Regions from separate parts of the Homo sapiens genome. Here region 2 is linked to region 1. A link is a loop called in an ENCODE intact Hi-C map of the cell type or tissue named here. Cell type or tissue: right lobe of liver. All regions are shown on one strand. Links, peaks and the distances in the headings refer to the core of each region. The heading gives the core; the rest is flanking DNA. Region 1 holds the start of LOC105372089 (a long non-coding RNA gene). Region 2 has its middle 230 kb from the start of MIR4319.

Region 1 (15,500 bases), core at 4,502-12,501:
GCTTCATGAATGCATGAATGAATCAATCAAGGATATTGTGGAGAGAAAGAAAATGAGTGTTGGAATGTAGTCCTGCTCTGCCATTAACTGTCTGGGTGAAGCTGAGCCAATTTCAGACCTCTCTACCTCAGTTCTCTATAAGCTGAGAACTTACAGTCTTGCCCTAAGATATTAATGATTATGAGGCTCACAGGAAAGATCAGATGTACGGTTACATTACAAAGTTAAATAATTCTGTTCAAATACTAGTTTTGATTATTAAAATATCGTGTGGACATGACTCCTTCCTGATGCAGCCTAATTTTGCCACCTCTGGGGTCCATAGCATATCTTTTTCTCTCTAGGAAATGAGAAGGTAATTTCCATTCCTGATTCCTTCCACTCCAGCCCCACTTTGGAAAAGACTCATCTCTCCAGTTCCTTCCCCTGATACTACTGTGGTTGCTAAGCAACAAGGCGCTAAGGAGGAGCACAATGTAATTGTCCCAGGAAGGGAATCCCAGGTCCAACAATGACTAGATTTTAGTTTTGGAAACTTTGCTTTCCTGGCTGCAAGAAATTCACTAAAGGAAGCTTTCTTGGCACACTTATCCTTGTAAGCATCCTCCAAGAGACTGGCTTTCACTACTTGAAAGGCAACAAGGTAGAGAAGAGCATTCTTCTGGGTTTTCATTTTCTGGCTCTTTGGTAAATTTGTCACTGCGACTTCAGAGTGCTCCAAATATGAAGCAATATTTGAAATGTTCCCAATTCCTAGCAGGGCCTTAGGAGCCCTGCCGTCAGGAGTTTATGTTTATATCACTCTGTTGGCATAGGAGCCAAAAAGAGATCTCAGAGGAATACCACAGAATCATGGAGGTTCTTCTTTCTCCCTAAAAATCCCACCCACATGGGCTGTAAGAGAAAAAGGGATGCACAGAAAGGTCATTGTAGGGATGGCTTGTTTACGTTAAAAGGGAATCTATTAAAAAGATAAAGGTGAACCTCCTAGAAGACAGATATCAGAAGTATAGTCAGGCCTCATGGGAATTGGGAAGTTGCCAGGCAGCTCCTCTGTCTCCCTCTCCAGGGCCATACTGACTCTTGCCTGCCTGTGTTTCTTTTTATCCATCTGGAGACAAATTTTCTTTGCAAGATTCTTGCTTTTGCTCCTATATAACTTTAGCTTACATCTGACTTTGGTTTTCCTAACCCTCCATGATAACCTCCAACTGTTTTGGCAATCTTTTCTGGAATACAGCTTCCTCATAGGAAAATATCTGATTGCCTTCAGTGCGTCAAAGGCACATTCCTGGTACCCATGGCTGAGGCCAAGAAGATGGTACCCCCGTGGCCCAGTAGCCCCAAGCACTTCTTCAGCAGGACTACAGGGAATGTGTCAAAGATGGGGCTGGCCCTCCAGGTCGATTTAGAATGAAGAGTAAAGACTCTCCGTGAATTTACATACTTGCAACACAAGGTCATCTTGTAACAGGAGAAGAATTTGGATTTGAAGTTAGACAGGTTTGAATTTGACTCACCCTGAGGAAAACTAGTCAAGCTACCTCTCTGCATTTTAGCTTCTTCATCTGAAAAAAATGAGCTTATAGATAGTAGCACCAACTCTTTAGAGTTTCAATGAGGATTAAATGCAGTTAAATGAAATAATGTATGAAAAGCACCTATGTGGCCAAGGTTATGTTAGGGGCTGTGAGAGTACAGGAGATACATAGCATATGTATTTGTCAATAAACGTTCATTAGAACTTAGTATATTTGACCTGAACTTGGTACTGCAAATATAAAAACTATGATGAAATGTTTTTCACCTTGATAACTTTTAGTTTTTTAAAGAGACTCATGCAATGTATGTGAACCCAATCTGTCATTCTACTGCTTTCATCTCTTAGTGTTTGAACCTGAAGAACAGAGGTTACTGCTTATTCTTAACCTCATACCCAAGGCCAGCTCTAGCTATTAGTAGCAGAAGAGTCCTCCATACACAGCCCTTCCCTTGTGATATGGTTTGGCTATGCTCCCACCCAAGTCTCATCTTGAATTGTATTAATAGTTCCCATAATCCCCATGTGTTGTAGGCGGGACCACGTGGGAGGTGATTAGATTATGGGGGCAGTTCCCCCATGCTGTTCTTTTGATAGTGAGTTCTCATGAGAGCTGATGGTTTCATAAGGGGCTTTCCTCCTCTTCACTCTGCACTTCTCTTTCCTGCCATGTGAAGAAGGATGTGTTTGCTTCCCTTTCTGCCATGATTGTAAGTTTCCTGAGGCCTCCCCAGCAATGAGGAACTGTGAGTTAATTAAACCTCTTTTCTTTGTAAATTACCCAGTCTCAGCTATTTCTTCACAGCAGTGTGAAAATGGACTAATATGCCTATCTCATGCAGCTTGCAATTTTGTCAGACAAGACGACATGTAAACAGTAAGAAAAAAATACAAGACATGATATGGAACTATATCTGCTATTGACTAATGTGAGTGTATAGAAGGGATTATCTTATAGGAAAGAGCTTAGGTGAGATGACCTATAAAGTGTTCTCTATCTATATGATACTATGAAGCTAAGAGATGGAAAGAAGAGAGAGATCCAAGTAAGCCACAGTTAAGATGCAAGCTTTTATGGACAACTTGAACTGCCTTGAAAAGAAGCAAAGGACATAGATAGAAAGGAACCTGGCTAGTCCTAGCTAGATCATTCAGGTTTACCATGGAGTATTTTAGAAACATGTGAAATTGTCAGCCTATTATTGCTAAATAGAGTTGGTTCTTAGTTTGGTGAACATCATATGAGCATTAGAGAGATCTGGGTAGAGGACAGTTTTTTAATGGTAGGAGGATGGCCATGGGAAAACATTAATTTGAGCTCTGCTTCCTGAACATTGGATTCATTTCAAACTCTGAAGTTGAAATCCACAGAGTCACTCTTTGTTCCTTGATAGTTATTTGCATCAGCGCACCTATCAAATATAGTACTGTGGATCTTGACACTAGATAGATCTTTAAAAATGTCATTTGGTTCAACCCCAGCTCCAAGTGATTCAATACAAGATCCATGGAACTGAACCAGTTGGGAAACTGAGACAAATTGAGGAAAGTTTTACACCCAGTAGTTGTTGGAACTGGGATTTAAAGCCCGGTAATTTGACTCCAGAGCCCATCCTCTTATCCATTGCTTCACATAGCCATTCTATTGCACGACTGCCTAGCCAGAAAGCAGCAAAGAGATACCTGGATGCTCCTTACATGGCCTCTTTAGTAAGTATTGAATAGGCTTGTTGATTTCAGCCTTCTAAACTAAACAAATCATTGAGACTTCAAATTAAAGAGCTGGCAGTTTGTTAGAGATCACTTGGACCAAAACAATTCATTTTCGTGATGAGAGAAAACTGAGAACCAGAAAGATAAGCATGCAGGTAATAAAGCCAGATTTAAAACTAGCACATTGGGCTGTAGTTTCAGAGTCCTTCCCATTGTATTCAGATGCCAGGGCTTGGTTACACTTTCTGCAGACCAATGCACACCAGGAAAAAGAAAACTAGGAACTAGGAGGTTCGGCAAATGGCCATCTCAGTGAGCCTTCAAAGGAGAGATATCTGGGCAGTATCTCTTTGAGAAAATAATTTGACATACACTTTGCAATTGTTCATTTTCCATTTAAACGGTGGTCCAAAGAAAACAAAATTGGGTTGAATGTTTCATTTAGACCAATATTCTCTCAGCCAATTACTTAAATTTTTGTCTTGTAATAATTGAAAGTAACAAAATGTTTCAGAGTAAAAGTAAAAGAAACAATATTTTGAGAGGTTAAAAACAAGCCGTAAGTATGAAATATGTATGAGGTATTTCTGAAAATGGTTGGCACACTTTTTGCAAAGAAAAATTAATAATTACAATGTCATATATTCATATTGAAAATGTAGGCTACATCCATCCTTAATATTATAAGCCACTGGACACAATGGTAGGGACTGTGGAATATACTATGAAAGGTAAGATTCCATCCTAGCCTGGGAGATACATTTAATCCAGATAGATGCTTAAATCCCTTAGTTTCAGGTCAGCAGAGAAGTTGATTGAAGATCCCTCTGAATTCAATAAAAAATGATGATTGAGTACAATAACTCACAACTTTGCTTATCCAGATCCTCAGTCAATTTTACCAAAGTCATATACACCTGGACATCTCCCATAGTATTATAAATGAATACATTTCCTTATGGACAATATTGTGGAAACCCATAATATTGTCTCTAATCACTCTGTATCATCCATTATTTAAAATTGGGGAAAAAAACTTGTATCTAAAAATAATTTTCATCAAGCCCTGTCTGACATTTTTTTCAACCGATTAAATTATATGTGTGTGTATATTCATTTTCATTTTATTCCTCAACTTCTCCACCGTCAGTTCCTTCTCTCTAAACAATGAGATGATGTGTATAAGACAGTAGAGCACAGTGTCTGACACATAAGATGGCAAGCAAATGAGAGTGGTTTCCACATCACCTGGATTATATTTATTTTTTGTATCATTTCATCAAGTCATTTAAAATTCTGTTTGTGGGCTAGGTGCCGTGGATCACTCTTATAATCCCAGCACTTCGGGAGGCCGAAGAAGCAGGATCATTTGAGCCCAGGAGTTTGAGACCGACCTGGACAACATAGGGAGACCCCATCTCTACAAAACATTTGTTTTTAATAGCTAGGCATGGTAGTACACACCTGTGGTCCTAGCTACTCGGGAGGCTGGGGTGAGAAGATTGCTTGAGCCTGGGAGGTATAGGCTGCTCTAACTTGTGACTGTGCCACTGCACTCCAGTCTGGGTGGCAGAGTGAGCTATCGTCTCTAATAATAATAATAATGATAATAATAAAATTCTGTTTATGGTGATGTAACAACTTTTAGATAGTATTACTATCTGTATCTAATGCTTTAACCACTGCAGCAACCTGTATATGGTTGCAGCATTGTGATGTATAACGCAATTACCTCTAACCAATATTCTCAAGTTTGAGAACAGAAAGGAAAAATAAAATGAACAAGCTAATAAAACTTAACTTTCTTAAACCTTCATGCATAAGATAAAATGTTGACTTGTTTGTGCATGCTAGTCTTTCAATAAGAATGCCTCTTTAATGAAAGTAGTGACTACGCCTTTTCTCTAGCATAATAAAACACAAGGCTGATAGAAGGCAATTATATTCCTTATCTTAGGATTTATATATTTATTAGTTGTGCCAGAGCAGGTGTGAAAAGAGTTGGAACTTAATGCTGTGTCTGTGAAGAAGGTGTGACAGACTTTGGGTAAAAGTCATGGCTGAAAGCCATGGGTCAGCAAGATAAGCAGGGCAAGCCTTCCCCCAGCGACACTAAGTTTAGACACAATGGAGATAAAGAGTCAAAGATAAAGTTGTGGGTGTGCCAATAAGCAGACAGGACACTGTGAGAGTAAATCTAGGGTGGCAACACCCTGCCACCAGCCTCTGGAAGACCTGCTCATGACCCCGGGAGAAGGAAGGAGATTGCAAGACTAAGGCAGGGACCTACATCTGGCAATGCGGATACAAGGCAAATCAGACCAATGGGAAATGATGGTCATAATAGAGATTACAGCAAATGGGGAGTTCTACGAATCCACAGAGGGGATGTCCAAGAAGGCATCTCTGTTTCTGAAACTTCAGTGGAGGGATCCTACTGGTCAGAGTGGAACCACTGTAGGGCAGTGAGTCATGTCCAATGATCAGTACAGAAATAGGCTATCCTGGCAGGAAATTAAATATTCAGCACCAGATCATGTTAGGCTGCTCCAACAAGACTTGCACAAACCAGTTTCTTTTTATCACCCTATTGGTTAAAAGGGAGATGAAAAGATTACTTAAAATTTTTCCTTAAATCAGATTGGTTTGAATGGGATTTAAGTTTATGTGGAAATCAGTCTGTCTATTGTGAAGAGGGAGGGAAGACACCAGCAGGAGAACTGAGGAGGCAGCATGAGAGATGCTGCTGAAAATGTCCTCATACATTGTAAAAACAGTTTCTCTTATCTACTCAGTAGCTTTTACTCAAGGTCTAGTTTTCAGTTAGTTAGCTAAATCTGTTAGCTTGGAAAAAAAATCAGAAGTATTGTATCTCTAGTATAAATACAAGTGTTCTGTCTTGCCCAGGGGATTTTAAGTGAAGGAGGGAAAGAAGCACTCTGCTTCAGTGATTTCAAAGTATTTATTGGATACTAACTACTACTAGGGATTTTCCTTGCCATAGATTTCTCCATGCCACAACTCATCCCTAACATTTGATACCTCCCCACAAACAAACATCTGCATAAACTATTTTCTGTATTTATCATCAAGCTTTCCCTGTAGTGCCTAGATCAGATACTTACCTGTTTAGCCCTTGTGATTCTGAAGAGGTACTGCAAGGAAGTCAAAATGTAAAGTACAAGATTCTCTCAAAAAGGAAGATGCACTGAGGGAAACCTGATATTCTACACTATTTCTTTCCTTAAGGCATTTGCTGATTCAGAAAACCCACATGGAGCAAGCGTCTGAAACAGCAGGTAGAAGGTAGAAGCTAAAAGGTAGAAAAGCTGAGCAGAGTTTGACAATATCAGAAGCTGAGAAGGAAAAAAAATGCACCATAGGGCTTTCAAGGCAGCTAGGACTTGAAGGGCCAAAGTCACAGAGAAGGAAAACACAAATGGGGTCCTACCTGGCCATACACACTAACATTCAGGAGACTCTGGCCTTGGGGGGGAAAGAGACCTAGAGAAGGGAAGCAGTTCAGCTGAAGACATACAGGAGTCCTGGCCAGAGGAGGCAACAACCGATTGGATCACCTTCTCAGGAGTAGTTACCAGATTATTTGCAAGCTCCAACCAGATCCTTCTCTACCGTGATCTCCCTCTACTCTGTTATTGAAATTCCCCAGCTCTCTGTATCACTCTACATGACTTTGCTGGCTAAGCAGAACTTGAGGTTAACACTAAGGGTAACTTATAGTAGGTTTTTAGTTATATGGAGAAATAAATAGATTTCTGTTTCCGGCTACAATGGAGTAACTTGCATTGTACCTACTCACCTGCTTAGAATAAAGCACATCTCTTCGAAGGCATTTGAGAACAATCAAGGAAGTCAAAACGTTAGGTGCCAGGATTCTCTCAAAAAGGAAAATGCATTGAGGAAAACCTGGTAGTCTTCACTATTTCTTTCCTCAAAGCATTTGCTGATTCAGAAAACTCACATAAAGCAAGAGTCTGAAAAACGAAGTAGAAAGTAGAAGCAAAAAGGTAGAAGAGCTGAGCAGAGTCTGATAATATCAGAAACTGAGAAGAAAAAAAAAATGCAGTTTAGGGCTTCCAAGGCAGCTAGGACTTGAAGGACCAAAGACACTGAGAAGAAAAACACAAATAATTAAACTCTTATACCGTTTTTCCTAGTGAGGAGTATGATGGTTCCCAAACAGGAGATTGAGAGGTCAAAGAGAAAACACACTAACAGGCTAAAAATCTAAACAGAGTTATTGTGCAGACAAAATATGTGAAAAAAAATTTATAGTTCAGGCTCCACCAAGAAAGAGGAGTTCTGATAAGTATTCCCAGGCTTTCATCTAAAATTCCTGAAGCCTTCATCTTAAAGGTAAGGGTAACCTAGAAACACAATGATCTCTGATCAAAATGGAATAGGCCTTAGAGTGATAGAAGTCCAGCTCCAAATCAGTTCAATATCTGACTAAATTAAGGTAAACTGCTCATAAAGATCAAAAATACATTTTTTCCAGATGAATGTGACATTGACCAGAACTTCTGTAATTTTTGTACATAATATCTAGCATTCAATCAATAGTACTAGGCATTACGAGTTCCCCAAGGTTAGGACTCATAGGAGAGGAATGAAAAGAGGTTTATTAATATGTACAAATACACAGTTAGATAAAAGAAAAAAGACCTAGTGTTCAATAGGTCAGTAGAGTGACTATAGTTTACAACAATCTATTGTACATTTTAAAGTAGCTAAAAGAGAATAATATGCATAAAGAAAAGACATATATTTGAATATACTAAATTATCACATATACTCTGAAAAGATGTACATCTATTCTGTGTCAAATTAAAAAACTTAAAAAGTTACTAAGCATTTAAAAAGATGAATAAAAGAAAAAAGAATAAAGCAGTAAAATGTTATCCAGATTTTGGAGTTATCAGTTACGGATTGTAAAATACCTGCTATTTACATATTTAGAAAAAGAGAAGTTGCAAAAGTTAACCAGATGCATACCTCTTATTAAAAAGAAAAGAAATAGAAATTCTAGAAGAAAAAACTCGGTGACAGAAAGTAAGGGTTTTATAAATGGGTTTATTGGCAGATTAAATACAATGAAAGAGAGGACTGGTAAACTGGCAGTTAGGACAATAAAATATATCCAGCCTCAAGCATAGACAAATGGAAAAACTGGAAAGATGTGCATGGCTCATGAACTATAAAGCATGATTTAACGTATTTCAAAGGATTAAAACATTTTAAAAGTCACAGAATGATCTCTGATCAAAATAAAATTAACTGGCCGGGCATGGTGGCTCACACCTGTAATGCCAGCATTTTGGGAGGCTGAAATAAGAAGATCGCTTGAGCCCAGGAATTCAAGACCAGCCTTGGCAATATAGGGAGACCCTGCTTTTACAAAAAAAAAAAAAAAAAAAAGAATAAATAAATAATATTAAATGTACCTAGTATGTACCCACAAAAATTAAAATTAAAAAATGGCATTAGCTATAAATTAGTATCAAAGAGGTAATCCATTAAAATCATAAAATCCCTATCTGGAATTAAGCAATGTACTTCTAAATAGTTCATGAGTCAAAGAAGAAATCACAATAAAAATCACGATGATAGATTATAACTAACTGAAATACAATATAATGAAACTTTGGCAATGCAGCTAAAGTCATGATTTGAATAAAACTTGTAGCCCTAACATATATAATGGAAAATTGTAGAAGCTAAAAAATCAATCAATCAATCATCTCATTATCAGTTTACAGAAGTTAGGAAAAAGAACAGCAAAATAAATCTATACAAGCAGAAGAAAGGAAATAATAAATATTTTAAATAATAGCAGAAATTAATTAAAAAGACAGTAAAGATACAATAAATTAATAAACCCAAAGACAATATTTTGTAAAAGGTTAAATAGTTTCTTAAACACTCATATGTAGGTACATGATTCACAAGTTTAAAATGACTTTACCAGCAAAATATAACTATTGTGTTCTTATCATTGACCTGCATACAGTCAAACATTTCTGAGCTGCTTCCAGTCATTGTTTAAATAAGTACAAAAAATTTTAAAATTTGGTGTTCTGCAATCAAATTTGTTTATGAGCCTATTTTTAATTATATATATTTGGGTTTGCATTTATATGTGTTACACAAGTAATATTCTTAAATGCATACATATACATATTTGTGATTAAGATTTCAATTTGATTCAGCAAATATTTTTGCATTTTCAATTTGCTAGGCACTGGAAGTAGAGCAGCAATGAAGACAGATGTAGTCCTGGCATTCCTCAAGCTTATAGTCTAATAGGAACGTCTACACTGAGAAAGAAAAAAAAGAAAAGAAGGAAGAAAAGAAGAAACCCTTCTCTGACACTTCATAGACAAAAAACAAGAGGAGATGATTATTTAAGTTCATCAGGTTTTTGTCTTTTATTTTTAACCCTATAATCCTCTCCTTTCTATTACCTGGTTAATTCAGATTAATTATTGATTTTGATTCTGTTTGGTCTACATGTCTCAGCTCTTTTCCACCATTATTTCACCCGATTCTGTACACTAAGCCTTATATAATTTTATATATTTCCCTAAAATATTTATTTGAATAATTTACGTGGTTCTCAAGGAAAGGGTTCTGAATGGAGTCATGGCTCTTAGGTGCATGACTCTTAGGTATTAGATGCAGACTGGGCATTAAAGAAGTATTTGTAACCGCGCATGGTGGCTCACGCCTGTAATCCCAGCACTTTGGGAGGCTGAGGCGGGAGGATCACGAGGTCAAGAGATTGAGACCATCCTGGCCAACATGGTGAAACTCCATCTCTACTAAAAATGTAAAAATTAGCTGGGTGTGGTTGTGTGTGCCTGTAGTCCCAGCTACTCAGGGGGCTGAGGCAGAAGAATCACTTGAACCCGGGAGGCGGAGGTTGTAATAAGATGAGAGTGCACCACTGCACTCCAGCCTGGCAACAGAGCAAGATTCTATCTCAAAAACAAAAAAAGAAAGAAAAGAAAAGAAATATTTGTATTAAATAAATATTTGAAATGACAGAAACTAAAAATGAAAAATGTTTGTCTTACACTGTGCAGCAGGGATATTGTAGCCGGATTAGACTTACTCTTCTTTTTATGCCATTGCTTAATATTCTATGTCCCTTCCCTGGTCTTTTCTTCCTCTTCTCTGCCTACTTATGAATGTCAGCATTTTCAGGGGCCTTCCTCAACCCTCAACTCCTCCCAGAAGCCTACTGCTGAAGACTACAGTAAAACCTGTATCCTCTGAAGAACCACTGCACATCCCATTTCTATCACTCATTGGCTCTTCTGGTTTCCCACCTGTATCTCTCGATATCTTTCCCCACATGCATGTCTTGTCTCTTGAGTAGAAACCCATCAGCAAGGAGATGTCTGTTATAGATGCTATGAAAAATACAAACAAAGCACACACCTTCTCACCCATCCACATGCACACATTGAGCTTTGATGGCTTCTCTTCCAGTTTTTGCCTAATTCTTAATAGAGCTTGTGGTAAATAACCTGATGTCAATTCACTCATTCTTCCCCCAAAATAATAGAATTTCCACATTTTTTATGAATACTGGGAATAAAGATTACACTTCCAGCCTCCTCTGCACCAAGTCATGGCCGAATGATTCCGGCCAATGTCATGATAGTAAAAGTGGTATATACAATTTCAGGAAATGCCTTTCCTGACATTTCTTTTCTCCATACTAACACAGTACCTAGAATGCAGTTGCTGCCACTTGGACCAAGAGATTGAGACTATGCACTAAAGGAGCATGGTATCTCAGAGTACTATGTCAGTCCAGGATCATCTACCCATATTTTACATAAAAAATCAACGCTCTTGTAGTTTCTAACTGTTAGGTTAGAATTTTCTTCACTTACTTTCACTCTCTGACCTACTCCTAACTAATCAAGGCTCTTCAACAGGATATAATGTTAATATTCCTGTGGCTCAATAAACTAATAGTGTAGTAATAATGACCACATTATGCAGAGTAAGTAAGGTTTCATTGTGCTTGAATTCCAAAGTCAATACACATTACATACTTTTGATTGGTTCTTAAGGAGAATTTATATTACTATATGGCCCTTCCTAGCCAAACTTATCTGCCTCATTAAGTGAAATGAGTATCCATAGACTGATTTTATTGTGTTATGACATTGTTACCAGAGGTTTCCTGTTAAAATATTAGTTTGTACCTGAAATGAAAATCTGAAGCTTACACATTTATGGTTAACACCTCAAAGGGTGTAAAATTGGCAAATAGGGAACATCGATTTTAGTTTTTGTTCTACAGTAAAGTTTTAGTTCTAGAGCAAAGATCATCAATAGGTGAAAACTTTTGCCTTAATGATTATTCTATGTGCAAATCATGAGTTAATCTTCAGTGTTCCAGGCAAAACCAGGTTAAATTATTTTTTTTTCAGGCAACATGAGACCCATTCCTGAGCCCTCCAAGATCTGCCAGGAGTTATAGCACTTTCCAAGGCTCCATGCTTTTAAATAGCCTCTTTCTTCAGATAATATTTTTCTACTTTCTGGTTTTTTCCCCCTGAGTTTAAAGTGTTCTGCTTTTTAGGGGAAAACTAGTAATTGCCTTAATTAATTCAACTTAGACTATTAATGGACTGCCCTGTATATATGTAAGGGTGTTAATTTCTTCCTCTCATTGCATGTACCCTACAGTGGGAATGGCACCTGCCCTGTCCTACTCTGGTTACTAGGGAAGTAACAGACTCCTTGGAAAAAACAACGTTGAGATGGAGAGGGAAGGGGTGAAACTGGGAAATGCTAAATCTGAATTCAGAGTATCTGGCCTCATCATTCAGGTAACACACTGATCTTTGTGAATCCTTAGGAAGGGGAAAATAATTGGAAGTCATCTAACTGTAGTCCTGAACAGAGCAAAAAGGCCTCTGGAGACCCCTGGCTGACTTGGATTTATCATTTAACAAACTCAGAATGTCTTAGGTGGAGGTTAAGTAGTCTTTGAAAGTGATGGGGAAGATGGATTTGTGCTGAACCTCTTCTACCATTTACATTTTGTGTTTTAACCTCACAGATATTTTAAGGAATAAAGGAAGTTGACGGGTGGAAATCTGAAGGTGAATTAAATAATTGGAAGTTATGATGAATTGCCATTCCATCTGTGTATTGCCTTTAATCTCTGGGTGAGTATCATACAACCTTTATGGAGACTAACTAAAAGAAAAGCATTTTTGGCCAGGTGTGGTGGCTCACACCTGCAATCCCAGCACTTTGGGAGGCCGAGGCGGGTGGATCACCTGAGGTCAGGAGATCGAGACCAGCCTGGCCAACATGGTGAAACTTCGTCTCTACTAAAATTACAAAAACAATAGTTGGGCATGGTGGTGGACGCCTGTAATCCTAGCTACTTGGGAGGCTGAGGCAGGAGAATCGCTTCAATCCTGGAGGCAGAGGTTGCAGTCAGCCAAGATTATGCCACTGAGCTCAACCCTGGGCGACAGAGTGAGACTCGGTCTCAAAAAAAAAGCATCTTTTGAATTTCCACAGACTCATTTGCATCTTAGAAATAACTTGGCATAATAATAAAAAGACGTTCTTCAGGGCCATGTAGACCCAAATGTCAATATTAGCTTTGTCCCTTTGCTAACAGTATGACCACAAGCCCATTATGTAAAAATTTGGGGAGTCAGTTTCTCTTTCTGTAAATACATATCTGTCTTCATCGTTATTATAAAGTTTACATAATATAGACAAAACATTTCTAGCACATTGTTAATTTCCAATGCTATTATAATGTTAGAATCTCAGCCAAAAGCCGTTTGGAGCAGGTATAGAGTGCTCCCTTTATTTTATCACCAACCCAATAGCCAGGGATATGCAAAGACACTGGTATGATGTTAGGAGTTTTCACCACAGTTCTGAGGCTGGAACATCCAACATCATTATCTTGAAACCCAGAATTGTGGTGAAGGCAGACGTCTCTCCGGGTACATCTAAGGCTCGCCTTGGTGAATAATAGCATAGATAGTCTCATGGGGTTTCATGTGTCCTATAATTCTTTGCACAGCAAGCTTTTGTCTTTGTTATTTTATTCCAGCCACTGCAGCAGATCTGACCCAATTTAGCTGTTACTATATCCTTTCTGCAAAAAAATGAATCTCAGAGAAGGCCAGGGCTGTTGCATGACTTCCATAACTCACTGCATGTTTGCCTGCCATTTCCCAGCTCATGAGCATCTGTGGAGCCAAGTTTTATCCGGGCCCTTTCAGTAACTAGTTTGGGTTGGATTTCTGGGTTCTTTTATCTACGGCTTTCACCATCTGGCAAAAGAAGCTGACTAAGTGTTAGTTGCAACAAGTGGTTGCCTATTTAGTGTGATATGCGGGTGCTACCAAAGAGTTCTCGGTTGGGTTCCACAATGGCTATTTCCATTGCATCAAGCCTTACAGCTCCAGAAGGCATCTCACAGCTAAAACATACAGATCACCCAGGAGAGAAGAAAGGTTGGTGTGATTTGCACATTTGTATCCATTAATCAACATGTTGGCACAAATTGGTTACCAGAGTAGCTGGCTGTATTCTTGGAAATCTGGAAACCAAGCCTGGAGGGGAAAGAACAGAACACAAGGCTTCAGTGGTTAGATAAGGGCAGACAGCAAGGAAAGCTTTTGGGTTTTCAAGTCCAGTCCTGGGTGAGTCTGCTGTGGGACACATGGAGGAACCAGTATCAGCATCAGGGAACTGATTTGTGGAGGATAGGACCCTAAAGACACCAAGGTGTCTAATGATGGGTAGGAATATGGATGAATGTTCTTTTCTTCTTTGTACTTTTCAAATTCTTTAAATATATGTGATGTGACAAATGTCATGAGAAAAATATTAACCATACAGGAATTTTAAAGATTGAAATTCTATGATTCCATGCCTGACATTTCATGGTTGAAAGGAGCAACTAAGTGATCATTACAAGTATGGTTACAGCCCATGTAGGGTTTGATGCCTTCTTCATGGTTTTCTTGTTACAGTCACTTTATTTTATTGCCTCTCTGACTTATTGTGTATGTCCATCATCCCACTTTTCACCCCTAAGATCCCACTTTAGCATGACTCCTTCACTCTACCTTCTCTAGTGGCATTCATGATACAATTGTGGCTATTTAATTAAAAGACTATTCACAGAACATTTCTTTTTCCAAGGAGAAAATGCCTATGTCTATTAATGGAAGCCAATCCTTAACCAAATGTTAGTGATTCAATGCAGTTAGGACCCTCAAGTCAGAAATTTATAGGTAACTGATTTAGTTCCTCAGTATCTTTTTGCTCTGTATAGACACAAGTTGTCTGAACCACCTTGATCCAATAATTCTGGGAATAAATAAATTTGATCAGACTTGACTAGTGTAGCTGTCTACATAGATCCAAGGCTCCTTTTTCCTTTCAGCAGCAGTTGCCTGAGGCTGAGTTTCTGACTGGCAGTGGTTTGGTCAACCATGTCATTTCAGCCAGCTTCAAGCTGAATTCAAGTAGCACAAGCCAAAATGATCAATTAAGTCAGGATACCCAAGACATGAACTAGACTTTCAGCTTGGACACCATAAATCTAGACTTCTCAGGTCCTTAGTTATGTCATCTAGAAAATGAGGATAAAGGTTTTAGCCTAGTTAATTAACTCAAGCTACTATCAGGATAAAATTAGGTTGTAAATATTGCAATCCTCTGAAAGTTAAAGTGCTGTATACATGAGCAGCACTTTCATTAACAGACTGACCACTGCATAATCCAATTAGTTCAGTCAAGATTTAACCAGGCCTCAGAAGGAGAGAGCATGTTACCGTGTGAGAACAGCCTGCTTAAGGGCCATCCCTGGCATCCAATTTGCCACTTTTTCCTGTTTTTACTCTCGTTTAGCCCTAGAAACACTGCAAGTGATTTCCATGTGATTTAGGAAAGTAATGGAGCAAAGAGACTATCTGTAAACATAAAGAATACAATGGGAAACATTATGTGTGTATATAAAGAAAGAGAAATAAAACCAGGCAAAAAAAACTTTATCGCTTGTCTCAGAAGAATTATAAAATTAGTGGATGAAGGGCATGTTGTTACTTTTTTATATTTGCATTTTGCCAGTGAAAATCCTCATGATATTTTTACTGTACTTGTAGTCTGGCTCTTCTACCTGCCACATGAATTGAAAACTGAGTTTTTGGAGCCGGGG
Region 2 (15,500 bases), core at 4,118-12,117, 540 kb before region 1:
ACCAACGGACTAAAGTGAGTGTATGTGGGTGTTTTATACGTCTTTAAGTTTGACCCTACATTGAAGGGTACACCTGGGGTGGCATACGTGTGTGTTCTTTGGAGTATGATTACCTATGCGGTTGTGAGTGTATCTCATGTATCACATGTGCACACACATACAATATAATAATACACATGTGCGTTAGATTATATAGATAAGGGATCAATATAGGTGTAGCTAAAGATTAGGGGCCATTATTACAATAAATAAGGATCACGTTGGAGGAGGGGGATTAGCTTCTCTTGCGCGTACTGTATGCCAGACCTTTTCATGTGCTTTCTCATGTAACCTTCACAACAGCTGCAAGAGGTGCCTACTATTGCCCCATTTTCACCAAAGGAAATTTGATGGACTTTGTATAGGTTAAGGAACTTGTCCAAGGTCACATAGCTAAGGAATTACAGGGCTTGGATTAAAATCCAGTTCTGCTAAGCTTCAAAACCATAATACAGTTATACCTCATACCACATTGACTTGCTACAGTTTCTTACAATGTGCAAATTAACTCCAGGGAATATGGTTTGTGGTATGTTTGCACAAATATACTCACATGTGCACTATACGAAATGAAAATACCTTCTATGCAAAAGTTTGATCTATGTTGGACTACAAATATACATAAAAAGTTGAATAAATATGGCATTCCACTTTTCCCTCTTCACCCCAGGATAATTATTAAATAACCCTATCACAGAAAAATATATAAGAATTAATTCCAATATATGATTCAATTAAAATGGGAGTCATTTAAAAGAATATTAACTAATTTTAAAGTAGATATATCAAATCCACATGTATACCTAAATGAAGCCATTCACTATTTACCTAAAAATACATTAGCATTAAGGTAACAATACAAGTTCCATTTATGTTGTAGGAAAAGCCTTTTCTATTGAGATGGTTGGCTCTCATCTTAACTCAGCCCACTCAGGTATGGTTTTTGTCATTGGAGATTTTGTAGCCTTTGGGCATCAGCCTTTTAATTTTCTTTTTGTACAGAAAATGTATTGTTCTGTACATTGTGTTTTGACAGACTAAAGAATGTAGTGTACATTGAGTGTTTAGCACAGTGTCTGGCAAAGAGTAAGTGCTGAATAAAAGTCAACACTAGTGATTACAATGGCTATAAAGAAGGAGAAAAAAGCAGAGGAGGGAGAGAGCAGAAAGAAGAGAAGGAGAGTAAGAAGGAGGAAAGAGAAGGCAAGAAGGTAAGAAGAAAGAAGAGAAGAGGGTAGAATGGTGGAGAGATCAACATGACAATTAATTTGAATTAATTTGTAATTTTTTTCTTCTCCCTAAAAGTTAAAGAAGTCATCTGAAACAATGTGGAATTTGAAATACCTGCCTTGCACACTGCAGATCATTCTATTTTTCACCTTAAATTTTGTGCAGTTTTCTGTTTGGTCTAAGATTGGTTAGTTTTCCTATAGGCTAAAGAATAATGTGCTAAGAACTGAGCCCCCGGCTGAGACTGTGGGATTTAAAAGGGGGAGAAAGGTAAACAGCATTCCATCAAGTTGTACTTTGGGCACTGGGAAAATATGTTGGTTGTGCTGTCAAGAAATTGACTTTTTGGCTGCATGATAAAGGTGAACTCTGGCACTCCAAAACTGGATGGAAATCACAATAGCTCCTTCTAGAAAAGTCAAAGCAAAATAGAGACATTTTCTCTGGTGCTTCAGATCCGTAAGAACATTATCTGAAAAGAGAGATCACAACTCGGGAAAAGGGGAAAATAGGAAAACATTGCCTGTTGCCTTTAGTAATAAAATTTCACTTAGCAAATTTCCTAAGATTTTTGTCATTCTGGGCCTCAGTCTTTGTTTCTTTCATTTGTGTTAGAGAATATTTGAAGTTGTACTGAGAAAAAAATAGTAGTAGTGTTAATAAAGCCTAACATGAATGAATCACAGAATGCACAACAACACATTCCATATTCTATATCACGTTATGCTCAATACAACCCTATACATTGGTACCATATTACAGATGAGAAAACCAGGCTCAGAAATTTGAATGGTTTGGTTAAAGTTACACTAGCAGATGGCAGAGCAAAAACTCAAAACCAAGGGCAAGCTGAGGCCAATACCAATCTTGTGGTCCATGATGCTGTACTTAGATGACATTCAAAATGCCTGTGGCAGTGCCTGGCACACAGTAGGCATATGACAATACTCAGCTTTACTTTCTTTCAAAACAGCATTACGCTCTTGCCTAGGTTAGAGTGCAGTGGAGCAATCATCGCTCACTGCAGCCTCGAACTCCTGGGTTCAAGCAATCCTCCTGCCTCAGCCTACTGAATAGCTGGAACTACAGGTGCACACCCCCATGCCCATCTAAGTTTTAAATATTCATAGAGGCAGGGTCTCACTATGCTGTCCAGGCTGCTCTCAAACCCTTGGCTTCAGGCAGTCCTCCCAAAGTGCTGGGATTATAGGAATGAGCCAGCATGCCAGGCCACCTTTGTTTTATTTAAAGGAGTACTGCTTTTGGAGGGTTATCTCTTTCAGTAAAGTTCCATTTCAATCTGTACACAGTGTTGGAGAATATCAGGTGCAGAAAGTGATACCAACTTCAATCTATGGGTATGAAATACTCATTCTATCCTGGATGTTTCTGTCTTGCAGACCCTAGATCTTGGCATAAAAGCCTAGCATCCTTCCCTGGGCTCGAGCGACCATGATCTGGAGACAACAGTAGGGGTTGCCTACATGGATATTTGAGGAGGTAAGACATGCATTGGTGAGAAGGAACACTTCTGATGCTATCGGGCTTTCTCCATCCCATTTGTGGGCATTCATACTGACATAATCACATGGTATGCATAAAGTTGTAAAACTAGAGGAAAATTCTAAAGCTTGACCTTGTTTCCAGTAGATAATTTCCTGAGATATTAGAGGACTATATCAAGTGGAATCAGGAGCACTGGGCATGGTTGTGACCAATTAATTATTGCCTCAATAAGAGAGCATGTCCATCAGCTATACTTGCTGTTGAATAAATAGCTGTCTCGATTCTTTCCCTGCAGTCTCTTTTTATCTTCTTAATCTCGAAAAATAGGTTAGCAAGATGAATGAAGAAATCAAGGTCCACAGCAGTCCAAGGTTACACATTAGATTCTAACTAACTTGAAACCTAGGTTTCTGATTTCCCAGTCAAGAATAATCTTTAAGACATTTCTACAAATTCTAAAAGATTCTTTACTTGTTAAAAAAAAAAAGAAAAAGGAAGGGGTGATTCTAGTTACTTTAAAATGTTCAGAAAATGCAGCATTCTCTATCATCCTTTCAGAAATTAAAAATGTATATTTTACATAATAAAGTCTCATAAATCCTGCTGTAAATTTTTAAAACCTGATTTTACCTGTAATTTCTATACATTTTGACCACAGTTGTTGTTGTTGTTGTTGTTGTTGTTGTTTTGTTTTGAGACGGAGTCTCACTCTGTTGCCCAGGCTGGAGAGGAGGGGTGTGATCTCGGCTCACTGCAAGCTCCGCCTCCCGGGTTCATGCCATTCTGCTGCCTCAGCCTCCCGAGTAGCTAGGACTACAGGCGCCTGCCACCACCTGATTTTTTTTTTTTTTTTTTTGTATTTTTAATAGAGATGGGGTTTCACCGTGTTGGCCAGTGTGGTCTCGATCTACTGACCTCATGATCCGCCCGCCTCAGCCTCCCAAAGTGCTGGGATTACAGACGTGAGCCACCGTGCTCGGCCACAGTTGTTGTTGTTTTTTTTTTTTTTAAATGCCTGTTAATTTCCAGAGGCACCAGCATTCCTCAAAATCCATTTTTGATCATACATCTCAAAATGATTCAAAGCCAGTTCTGACAATGTTCCTTATTAATAATGATAGTAGAAATAATAATAATTTCTTTTTACTGGTATTTCTATGTTCATGCTACCTCATTCCATAATACTACCATATCTTTGCAACAGGTCTCCCAAACCCCTAACTTTTTCTATCTGATTGATTCTCCATGCTCCTACTAGATTTGTCTTCCCTAAGTACACTCACTCTGCCCTGTTTCTACTCTGTCATCCATCATGACACCCCACTCTTCTCAGTATAAAACCCAGCTTCTCAGTCTGCCATTTCAGTCTCTTTCTTTCTCTAGGTTCTCACTCCACTGCTCTGTAAGGCGGGCTCTTCAGTTTAACTAACGAGGCTTACTCTGATCCCTAGCCAGGGCACACACATTCCTGAGTCCCCTGCCTTTAACGTCTCTCCTTCTCCCTTCTTTCCACATGTGCAGGTGTGTTTCTCAACATATTGCACGTTCCTATGAAAGCAGAGGTGGACCCAGAGATGTTGTAACCACTATAGTTGGCCACCTGCGTTAACTCATAAGCTTGTCGTTAGCTCTTATGTCTCTCAGAAATGAACGTCCGCAAGCAGGGTCACTGTTGATGACTCAGCAACTCATATGGTTTTATTTCTTAACTTTATCACGACAAAGCTTTATTATTATAGAAGTTAGGCATACTTCAAAGAATTGTATTTGAGAAAAAAATATATATTTTAGTTCTGTATTTTAAACAATTTTATTGCAATTCTAGATCTCCAAGCCCAAATTTTTGTGTTGGTTATAGAAGTAGCTTTAGGTGCCCATGGGCTTGTGAGAAGTGCATATCTGTTCTCTAGGTGGTTACAGCTTTGTCATATAGAGGTAACTGCAGAAGCCTCAATGGATGTGAAGGCAGAGAGGCTGAGAGGACAATTCATAGTGAAAAGGTTTGGCTTTGGGTCCCAGTTTTATGGCTGACTCCTGAGTGATTTTGAGAAAATCCCCTTAACTTCCTGAGTAGCAGTTCCATCAGCTGTAAAATAGGAAGTCTAATATTTAAACTCATAGGGTTACTGTGGGAATTAACTTTGGTAATTGCTGTAAAAGCCTTGTCAATTATAAGGGGCTCTGCAAATGTTAGTTATTATTAAGAAAACATTCTGGGCATCTCTAGCTTTTTTTTAAAAAAAATGCAATACTAGAAGTATTTCTAACCACCCTAAACTAATTTCTATCGTGAAACGTGATTCCCCTATGTCTGTGTGTTTGCTCTATGACCCATCTCTAACTCTCTTCACATTACATTCGGCAGAGTCAACTTCTTAACAAAAAATTATTCTCTTTATTGTTTGAAGGCTGATGGTCAAGCTGTTGTTAGCAACCCAGTTAAGTATTATGACTGAAATTTCCATTTTAGATTCTGATTCCAACCTTAGATTTTCAACTGCTCACATGCCACACACCCATATGCACACACATTATTAGGTTTATTTTTCCCCTCCCCTTTTCTTCACTTTCCTTCCCCTCTTCCATCCCCTACGCTTTCTCTTTCTCTTTTTTCTTTCTCTCTTTCTCTCTCTTTTCCTCCCCCCTCCCTTTCCTTCCTTCCTTCTTTTCCCCTCCCTCTCCCTTTTCCTTCCTTTTCTCCCTTTCTTCCCCCTTTTTCCCTTCCTTCCTTCTCTCCCTCCTACCTTTCTCTTCTTTCCTTCATGTCTCCATCTCTCCCTTTCCTCCAACAAGAATCTATAAACATTCAAATAAGAAAATGCCACATGAATTTTTGACTAAAGTGTGATATTTTACTTCTACCCTGCCCTTGTCTACTTAAAATGCTTGCAAAGCCTCACCATTTTTTCTAGAGCACACAGATATGCTCTAGTAGTTAAAAAATGTACCTAAATGCATGTTGTTTACTATTAGGTACCAGAGTAAATGATATAGTTAATACATTATCTACTATGCAGAAAACTTGGATACTGATGAACATTCCCAGGCATTCCATGTCCTACTGGGGCAATACACATTCTCTGATAGGATGAGAATTATTGCCTCACTGGACCAGAATACTCTTGGAGTCCATATAAAGGCCCTTATTTCCACAATGGATTGAAAGACAACAGGTTCTGATTTTTGGGATATTTAGTTTGTAGACTGCTGATCTGTTAATGGATCAAGTCAGCACCCTGTAGGTATCCTTAGCTCTTGGTGTATGTAACCCCCTGTCCAGAGGCCTGAGTTGCAGAACTCCCCAAACTAGTACCTGCCTACCAGCCTTGTATGGCACTCAACTGCTCAGATTATTTTGTCTTTAAAATGTAGTTTCCTTAGAACATACACAGGGAAAGTAATATACCCTAGGAAATAATAAGAGATTTGCAATAGATGCTCAATTATAAAGGAGAAAGGCATACAAAAATATAATCATAGAATTTTCAAACTGGATGAAATGTAATAAAGTTATTTGCAAGTTATTGCACAGTAAGGCTAACCTCGCTGAATACCTTTAGGCAGTACTCGTTTTTAGGCCAAGTATCTCTGTGTGTGTGTGTGTGTACGTGTGTGTGTATGTGTATGTGTGTGTACTGAAATTTCTGGAGGGTCACTGTTAGGGCTTCTTTAATCAAATACCCTCATGTCACAAATGAAAAAGGAACCAGGAGAGGTGGGAAAGGTGAGCCAAGAATCTGATCTTTCAGATTTTCAGGATTACAGCCTTTCCACTACACCAACCTCAGGAAAGTATGTTCTCCAGTGACTGAGCTACAGGGGCTACATGGAACACTACGTGAAAAGGCCAAAAACTTGATTTCATCACCATCTGGTCTACTAGAACAATTATCTTGTAAATTTCAGTGTAAAGATCAACTCTGTTTTCAGTGACCACTATCTCACATAAACAGATGAAACAACACACTTTGCTCCTCTATTTTCATGGCCTATCCATCTCCACCGGCCTCTTCAAATCATCTTTTGGATTCACAGTACATTGAGAGCCTTATGCTAAATGCAGAGCTCTAGGCTGGAACTGGTGGACTGAATCATTACTCTCCTCTTTTCTTTGGGATCCCCCTCCCTCTTTCCATGCTGCTGTCCTCCTGCACTAGCATGGAAGGGGAGAGCAACAGATTCCTTTGTTGAAATCACAGGGATTCACATAGGGTAAATGCTCACTCTATATTTGTTGAATAAAAGAATGAATGGATTCCTGGATAGGTCCAGCCAGGGACCATTCTGTAAGGCCTTGTACTCTGAAGGATCCACAGAATCTTCAAGTTTATAATATGTGAAAAACAGAAAAGATTTCTAAAACCCACTAGGTTGGTTTGCTAGTGACAGGATTTTAGCTTCAATGCAAGCAGTGAAGTCTTGAGTGGTGTGTCTTTGAATTGCATCTACCCGATCTATTTTTCCATCAAGGGCTCTTAAGCACCACAACAACAATGACCTTTTCCCTACTACTGTGTTTAACCCCCAATGGTCCTCATTATACGGCTCGCTTCAACAAATGCTGATGTCCAGCTTTGTCTGCTCCTTCTATCCCCAGATAATTTAGAGTCGACTCTAATAAAATGTTTTGCAACTTACAGCATGAAGTCATTAAAGATCCTCTGTCAGGTAACTGATAAAATAACAGTCCAGCCCATCCTTCCCACACTGGCTTAAAGTTCATGCAACCTGTACTTGTATAAATTATACCTAAACCACCTTTGGCCTGCTGATTTGAGAATATCATCCATCATCCCTCAGTGGATGAATGGTGATACTAATCCCTGGCCCTGTATGCTGCCTGAAAGCTGGTGCTGCTAGGGGAAGGTCTGGGCCCCCATGCCATTAGGAGGCCCGCATGCTGGGGAAAAGAGTCTCAACACAGAGAGGTCCCTATGTCCAGCACCAAGTGGAAGCTCCAAGTTCTCACCTAGTTCCATACCATGGCCAGGCACATAATTGTGCCTTAATACTTACATTTCCTATGGAGGTGTTCTGAGCAAAGCTGAGGGAGCTGATACCCAAGGCAGGTATTTCCTCACTCAGCCAACTCTCCTCCTCCCTCTTTCTTCATACAAACTTCTCTCTTCATGCAACATTAGCATAGGTGGAGTGTGAGGCAGAGGAAAGTTTCTGGCAAGCAATGAGGTAAGTACCTTCTCTGGGAAAGTTTTTTTTTTTTTTTTTATCTCAGTGATAGGTTTAAAATTGGAAGCTGCTTTTAATTCGTGAAAATGCATTGGTTGAATTTGGCTCACTGATATAAAACCATGGCTTATATGTCCAATAAATCTTCCCTTGACATCAGCCAGTTAACCTGAATATAAGGCCATAAATTGTTAACTATCATTCTTTTATTGCTAATGCCAATGAGCACTTGGCTTTTTAGCCACAATGAATTTACAATACATGCATTACTCTTGAGAGTGTTATTTATAAGACAAAATAAGAATACATAGTCTCCATCATTGACTTTAAACCCACACTTATACTGAGTCTACATGCACTGATAAGCAATGTTCTCAGAGGTCATCAAATACCAACTCTCCATCAGACCAGTCAAAAGTTTCCACAGTCCACAGGGATCGCACAAGCCAGCTCTACAATCACACACGGTGATGTTGGAACAGACAATCAAGTAGACCCGAAGGTTTCCATTTAACGGCCATTCAGTACACCTAAGTGGCTGGAGTAGATGTTTGAGCTTTCTCCCATGTGAACAGATAGAGCTGTAAATATGTCCTCTTGTTCTCCTGACGGGAGCCTCAAGAGGTTGATTTTCATCTGTCCCAAATAAACTTGTTGGAACTCTTGGGGGATTCCTCTTAGATTTTTTTATTACCACTCTGGAATAATGTGCAAGTAATTATGCAACAGCCTACCCTTTGTTTGAATGAACATTATTAAATATACCACAATTATCACATATCATATATTCTATGTGCATACAAGCCCCTTAGGATAATGCATATTCCCAACCCCTACAGAAAAAAATGTGAATTATTAATATTCACTCTTCAAGCTCCGTAAAACTGACTCTCAGATCGTGGTACTAAACACTCACTGCTCTGGCACCTACACAGGCTGGTTGGAGAATTCATGCACTATAGTGTTTGACACACTCATTCTGTCAGGTGAAATACTGTAGGCAAGACTGCATAATTCATTAGGCTGATACAGCAAGGCTGAATAATTAGATCATCTCTTTGTACAAGGCTACATTTTATGATGATATTTTTAACACTATAATCTAAATTGGTGTTGGATTAGGGTATGGGGGTGCTGTTGAAAGTAAACTAATTAGAAATTGAAAGATGCCATATGTGAAATCACAGCTGTATTTCTCCATGCCACCAAAAGTAGGATCCCATCTTCAAAAGGCTTGCAAATTATCTATACTATTGGCTAACAAGCATGTCAGATATTTTAATAATAGGAAAATGATGATGTACATACACACACACAGTGTTGTATTTTTATTTCGGTAGGTGGGAAGGGAGATGAAAAGAAACTTAGAAACCGATAATTTCTCTCATGAGCAGGTGGAAAAGAAGGATTTCCAAACGTTAGCAAGAAGAAACAACATTAAAGAAAGAGCTAGGCCTTACCCCACAGTTCCGCCTGAACCTTGAAGTGATGGTTTTGAGAAGAGTAGTCAATATCACCTAGGAGATCACACTGGGTAAGAATGTGGAGTCCTTCTCAGGTGATCAAGGCAAAGAAGACAGCCGACTTTGAAGGCACATAGGTGTCCAGGGGCTTGTTTTCCTGGCTCACTCTCCTGGCTCACTCAGTCCTTCCCCACTCCTTAGTCCCTCAGCACTAACGTGGGTCTGTCATTTCAGGAGATTTGCTTTTGAAGTGCCTCTCCTCGGACTACTCTCATTAGCATCCCGTTCTCTTTCAATGGCCAAGTGATATGTGAGGACCTGATTATTTTGCCATTGGAGAATTTGCTTCTTAAGTAGCCAGACAACCCAACTCAGCGGCCCCAGCCAGAACCACTGGAACGGTGATTCTTCCTGTGACCACTCTGGTTCTGCTTGGTCTCCCCTCTGCCATATGGTTTCCTCCTTTTTTTTCTTTACACATTACTGAGAGGTTAAATTTTTACAAATCTTATTGTCTTTGAGCTGATGGAAGATAAGGAGGACTTGTACACCTGGCCTTCTCCAGGTGGAAAACTCCATTTGAGAAACTAATTGGCTATGTTAAATGTTGGTACATGAGCATACTTTATGATGAAACTCAGGTGGGAGAGGCAGGTTCAAAGAAGAGGTCAAGAGAACCACTTCCCATAGAATCTGATCCCCTTCTCTTTGAGAGAGAACCAGGCTGTAGTCCAGTTACACCACTATAGTAATTTCCAAACTGAAGTAACTTAAAACTAGAAGACTAGAACCCCAGACTTAATCATCCTCATTTCATTCTCCTCCTCTTTGCTATGATTATCACAAAACGAAACAAAAATAATATTTTACTCCCCAATGTTATGTTTGATAACATTGAGCAGAACGACTTGCATATATTTGCCTCAAACATTGGGTAAAAACTCAGACTCACTTGTATTCACTGTTTCCTTTGAACATCACATAATTGGTCCCTAGATTTCTCTGAAATCTTAGATTTTATTCTGAAAACCTTACATTAGCTATGACTTTATCCTAAGGATCAACTCCCTTTAAGCCTCAATATCTATTCCTTGCCTTTGGAAATGAAACTGTTTTTCCAAAGGCTCAGCATGCTGTCCTTTGGGCTTTTGCTATATCTATAGCAACCACTCTGTTGGGGAACCTTACAAATAAAACCAGACTTTGGAGTCTGGGCACACATAAAAGATAGGTTGCAACAATAAACATTTAAGTTTCTTTGTTTAAACCAGCAACAATAGCTTATTAATACCTGCTGAAGTATTGCCCTTAGTTCTGATTAAAGAAAAATAATTTTGTTTCTTGAAATTTAGTATATCTCCAAGTTAATTTGCTCTTGCATTTAAGAAATGTTCACTTGATAATTCATTATTAGACCCATTCTTAGAAGAGATGGGTGGTCTGAATTGCCAATTAAGGGTGAAATTCTGTGTTATCTCAGCTGAATTTCTTAATTTTCTTCAGGAGTTACATTTCTTCATTTTGAAAGTCTCCCCTTTCAAATAAATCTAATGATTTTATAAGGTCATTCACCCTATTCCTGTGAAACTGACAGGAGAAAAAGTACCAAATCTTTCATAAGTGAGAGTGAGTAAAGAAAATAATGTCCAGTCATGTTAGATTCAATGCCATATTTCCTTTTAGTCAATAATCTACTCACTAAAACAAACAAAGACTCCTTGGAGAAATGGCTGATTCTAAGGCTGAAACAGGAAATATACAAAATGAGCATAGAGAACCTTTCAATCCCAGAAAGCAAGAAGTATTTAATCACACACACACACACACACACACACTACACACATACATACATGGAGGTGTTAGATATGTCAAAGGAACACAAGAGCCAAGAGCTTCCAATGACCAAAGTTGAAACAACTTGAAAAATAAAGAAGTGAAGTAAAATAAATATCCATGAGTCCATACCGATATAAATGAGTTATTAAATAGATAAATGGGTAGAATAGTCAAATCTCCCATTCAGAACAATTCCAAATAATTGATGTGGATACTCAGCCCTCAAGAAGATAGAACATAACTCCCCACTCTTTAAGTGGGCTGGCTAAAATGACTACTTTCCAAAGAGTGCATACAGCATGCTCAGGGGAAAGGGGAGATTTCCTGACTAACACTACCTCAGACATCACAAATGATATCACCTTTTTGTATCCTTGATAGGAAATGATGAGAATAGCACTTTTTCTCTGTGGTCTTCCTTTAAAAAACCATAACACCACTCTACTCAGAATTAAAACATGAGACAAATTTACAGAATACCTCACCCATAATCCTAAAAACTGTTACGGTCATGGTCATCAAAAAATGGAAAGTCTGAGAAACTGTCATAGCCAAGAGAAGCCTAAAGAGACATAATGACTAAATGTAATGTGGTACCCTGGATAGGATCCTAGAAGAGAAGAGGTAAACACTAATAAAAGTATAATAATGAATCAAGATTTGTTTATTGATTATAATAAATATACCATACTGATAAAAGTTGTTAATAGAGGCAAGCAGGCATTGGGTATTTTGGAGGTCTAACTTTGCAATATTTCTATAAGTATAAAACTATTCTTTAAAAGTTTCTTTTTAAAAAAAGAAATCTACATATTGCATCCCAGGCAAAGCCTAAGTGCATGAAAACAATGGCATTCAACAGGTGTTTATTGAATGTGAAAAACTAAAATTTGTTCCTTAGTCTCTGTGAGTTTACCCAAAGTAACTTTCTACCCAAGGGTTCTTTAATACTAAAAATGACTTTGAGGGTAGAAATGGCATATGAAAAAAACAAATTCTATGGTAGAAAAATCAGAAATAATTTCTCAGCAATGAAAATATTGACATTACTTATACACACAGCAGAACTTTAAAATGGTGATGCTCATAAGAGACTAAACTTTATTTCAAAATACTTTCACATTTATTTGCCATTTCAAATTACTGCACTAATGTATTGATAAAGGTAAGGAAGGCATTAGTTTCTCCATTTTGAACATCAAAATCCTGGGGCAAAGAGACTCATGTTGAATGTATTTAAGGCAGAGAAGTGTTTCCTAATCTACATATTGACCACAATTAGGTTGTGGCTTAGGCAAGCTTATTCCATTTTCTTGGGTTTAGTTTTCCTGTCTGAAAAACGAAGGGTACTTCCACAGCAGAGAAAAGTTCATGTATAATCTTTCCCCCAACTCCAAACACAAAGAATGTAATACATTTATTTATATTTTAAAATAAAAAACTGCACGAAGTATTAAGAAAAAAATTCAAGGATCCCCAAAGAAAGAAAACCTATAGATATAGGCAGAGGTTAAAGCCCCATGGCCACCAGGGAGTTGAGACTAGCTCCATATGTATGGTCCAGCTAGGGTTCTTTAATGGGGATATGTGGACTCCTGATCGGACACAGACTGCACTTCACAGAGATTGGAACATCCCCTCTTGCCTGCCCAAGGTGGCTTCTAGGAACATGGTTTTTCCAAAACCTACTGCCAAAGTCAAGATTCTCACATGATCGTGGTTCCCAGGCTATTGAAGGTATGAGCATTGAGAATGGAATTGCCACCTTTTTATGAAAGGAAGACTTCAGCTTAGCTGCTAATATAAGGAGTCCTATGAATCCAGACAACCCATACAACCAAGAGGTTTGAGGTGACATCAAATGGCTTTACAGGAAGGAGCACAAGAGAAAACTTCCTAAGAGAAGAGTGAAACCAAAGAAATGAGAGGTTCCTATTCAAGGAAATAGAAATAATGGGAAAATCTGAAAATAAGTTTTAAAATGAGTATCTGTGAAATCCTCAAAGAAATTATAGATGGAAGTGAGAAACTCAACAATGAGTTAAATACTAGGCTGACACAATTAATGAAATTGTAAAATGAAAAAAGAACTGAACAAATTTTCCAGGATGAAGACAGAAAACATGATTTAAAAAAAATGACAGAGAAATTAACAGACTTGGAGGCTGAGAAGCAACAATATCTGTCTGATAAGAATTTTAGAAGAAAAAAATACAAATAATTGGGAAGAGGGTCTAAAAGAGTTAGGTAATAACTAAAATTTTCTAAAATTAAAGACACAGGAGCCTTCAGATTAGAAAAGCCTAATGTGTACACACAGCAGAAGGAATAAAAATAAACCCACATATGGACATTGCAATGAAGACACCATAAAATCCATCAATCTGGTTGGCAGCTTATTTTTCACTAATAAAAGAACCTGGTGAAAGTGTTATGTGAAAATAATTGTGAATGTATAATTTTATGCCTTCAAGAGTAATTGTAAAATGGTAAGACATCTTCAGACATTTAAGGACTAAGTTTAATACTATCAGATTCTCACTGCAAAAACTACTGTAGGGTATAATTCATCAGAAAAAATTAAATCCAGAAGAAGTGGGAATCAAGAAAATTGGTGCACAAAGAAACTAGGTATTGTGATGATAAAAATACATAGGTGTTTACTGTAAATAATTGAGAAAATATGCTTCTCTTTATCTTTAAAACATGTTGGAATTACAATTCCAGACAACAGTAGCAAGAAAATTAGAGTGAGGAGATCTAAGGGATATGAGGTATACTAAGGTCTTCCTTGGTGCATTTTGTTAAAAAAATTAGTAACAGCACAGATATGTTAAAAATTTGAGGGCAACCACTAAAACAATAGAAATAAAATGCCTAACTTACAAAGCTGTGTAAGAGAGAAAAGAGCAAAGAGAGGAAATTATACTGTATCAATTCAAAAGAGACTGTTAATGAGGGAAATAGAGAAGTAAAGCAAAAGTATATAGAGAACACAAAATAACATGGTAGAAATAAATCCAAATGTACATGGGGGAAGCAAGCTACAGAATAAGACTTTGTATATAGCATCGATGCCTATTATGCAAAATTTTAAAATCCTTAATAATTATAATAGGAACACATCATAAATGTGACCAACTAGATGCAATGTTTTAAATAGACTGAAAGAATCAAACTCATCAAACTCATGATAGTGGTTGAGTATTGGGTGAGGGGTCCAGGTAAACTTTATCTATGTGTTCATGATTTGTGTATTAAAAAAGAGACAATATAGCAAAATATTCATGATTATTAATTAGGGGTGAAAGAAGCCCAGGTATTATTAAACTTTTCCTTGCATACCTTATGTTTTTCTATTTTTAACAAAATATATTTGGACAGGATTATCATTCTATGTCTAATAATTCATTAACTCCAAAGCACCCAGGTAGCTATAGGCAGAACCAGGGCTAAGACCAATGCTTCCTAATTTCACATCCATGTTTTTTCTCTTATTATACCAATATTCTAGATATTCTGGTTATAATCAGTATAACTTATATTCAGGATAACTTGGTCTGTATGTTATCTACTCCCTAGGGGCCTTTAGAAATGACTTTTGAAAGTTCCTACGAGCTTTAGATTTTCATTTTTCCTTCTACTCTCAATGCCTAGATTGGCACCAATTTACCCTGGAGAGGTTCTTGTGAGCCTTAATTGAGAACCACAAAAGATAGCAAGATCTTTAAGTGAGTAGCTCTGAATAATTTCCCCAAACAGATCACTGCGGAATTTCATTTTCAACATGAATGGTCACACTTCAAGCAATGAATGAGACGCATTGTTCAGGGGGAAATGACGCACTCAATTCTGTAGTGCTGCTCAAGAGTCCTGGTTTGACTTAGGAGTGCGTCAGCATTTTCATTATAAACCCATCAGTGGGATGTAAGTTCCCAGAGGCTGCCTCTGAAATCAATTTGCTGAGTCACTGCTGAGAAGGGTTGGTGGGATAGAACCCACAAGACTGTCACAAACACAAATTCAACTTCTTCCAGGATGTCTTCTCTGACTATACTGCTCTTCACCTTCACCTGTTTTTGACCCCGAATATCTTCCTTGTTTATAGAGCTGGATAGCTTGAATATTATTGACTGATACTGATAGGCTCTCACTTCTCTTACTGGGTCACACTTTTTCCTCATCAGTTGGACAAAATCTGAACATAGAAGGTCTTTTATGTATCATGCAGCTCTCTAT

The links. Hi-C counts contacts between places; a loop is a spot of excess contacts. Peaks named below come from ENCODE experiments on the same cell type or tissue, not always from the same donor. Only the 100,000 strongest peaks of a DNase experiment are listed, where the experiment ranks them.
Region 2: it touches region 1 in a loop (2.6-fold over the local background); 52 of 110 quality-filtered maps call a loop at or near these places.

The regions. Positions count from the first base shown.
Region 1 is chr18:44,658,692-44,674,191 of GRCh38, reverse strand. It overlaps LOC105372089 (a long non-coding RNA gene), which reads left to right and starts at 9,534. Exons shown (of 4, transcript XR_935417.3): 1 at 9,534-9,691; 2 at 11,984-12,126; 3 at 12,360-12,468; 4 at 15,448-15,500. In right lobe of liver, for the core only: no CTCF peak of the experiment used is centred there; no DNase peak of the experiment used is centred there.
Region 2 is chr18:45,197,312-45,212,811 of GRCh38, reverse strand. It overlaps a transcript of SLC14A2 not described here. Among named protein-coding and RNA genes, the nearest start is that of MIR4319, 230 kb to the right of the region's middle. In right lobe of liver, for the core only: no CTCF peak of the experiment used is centred there; no DNase peak of the experiment used is centred there.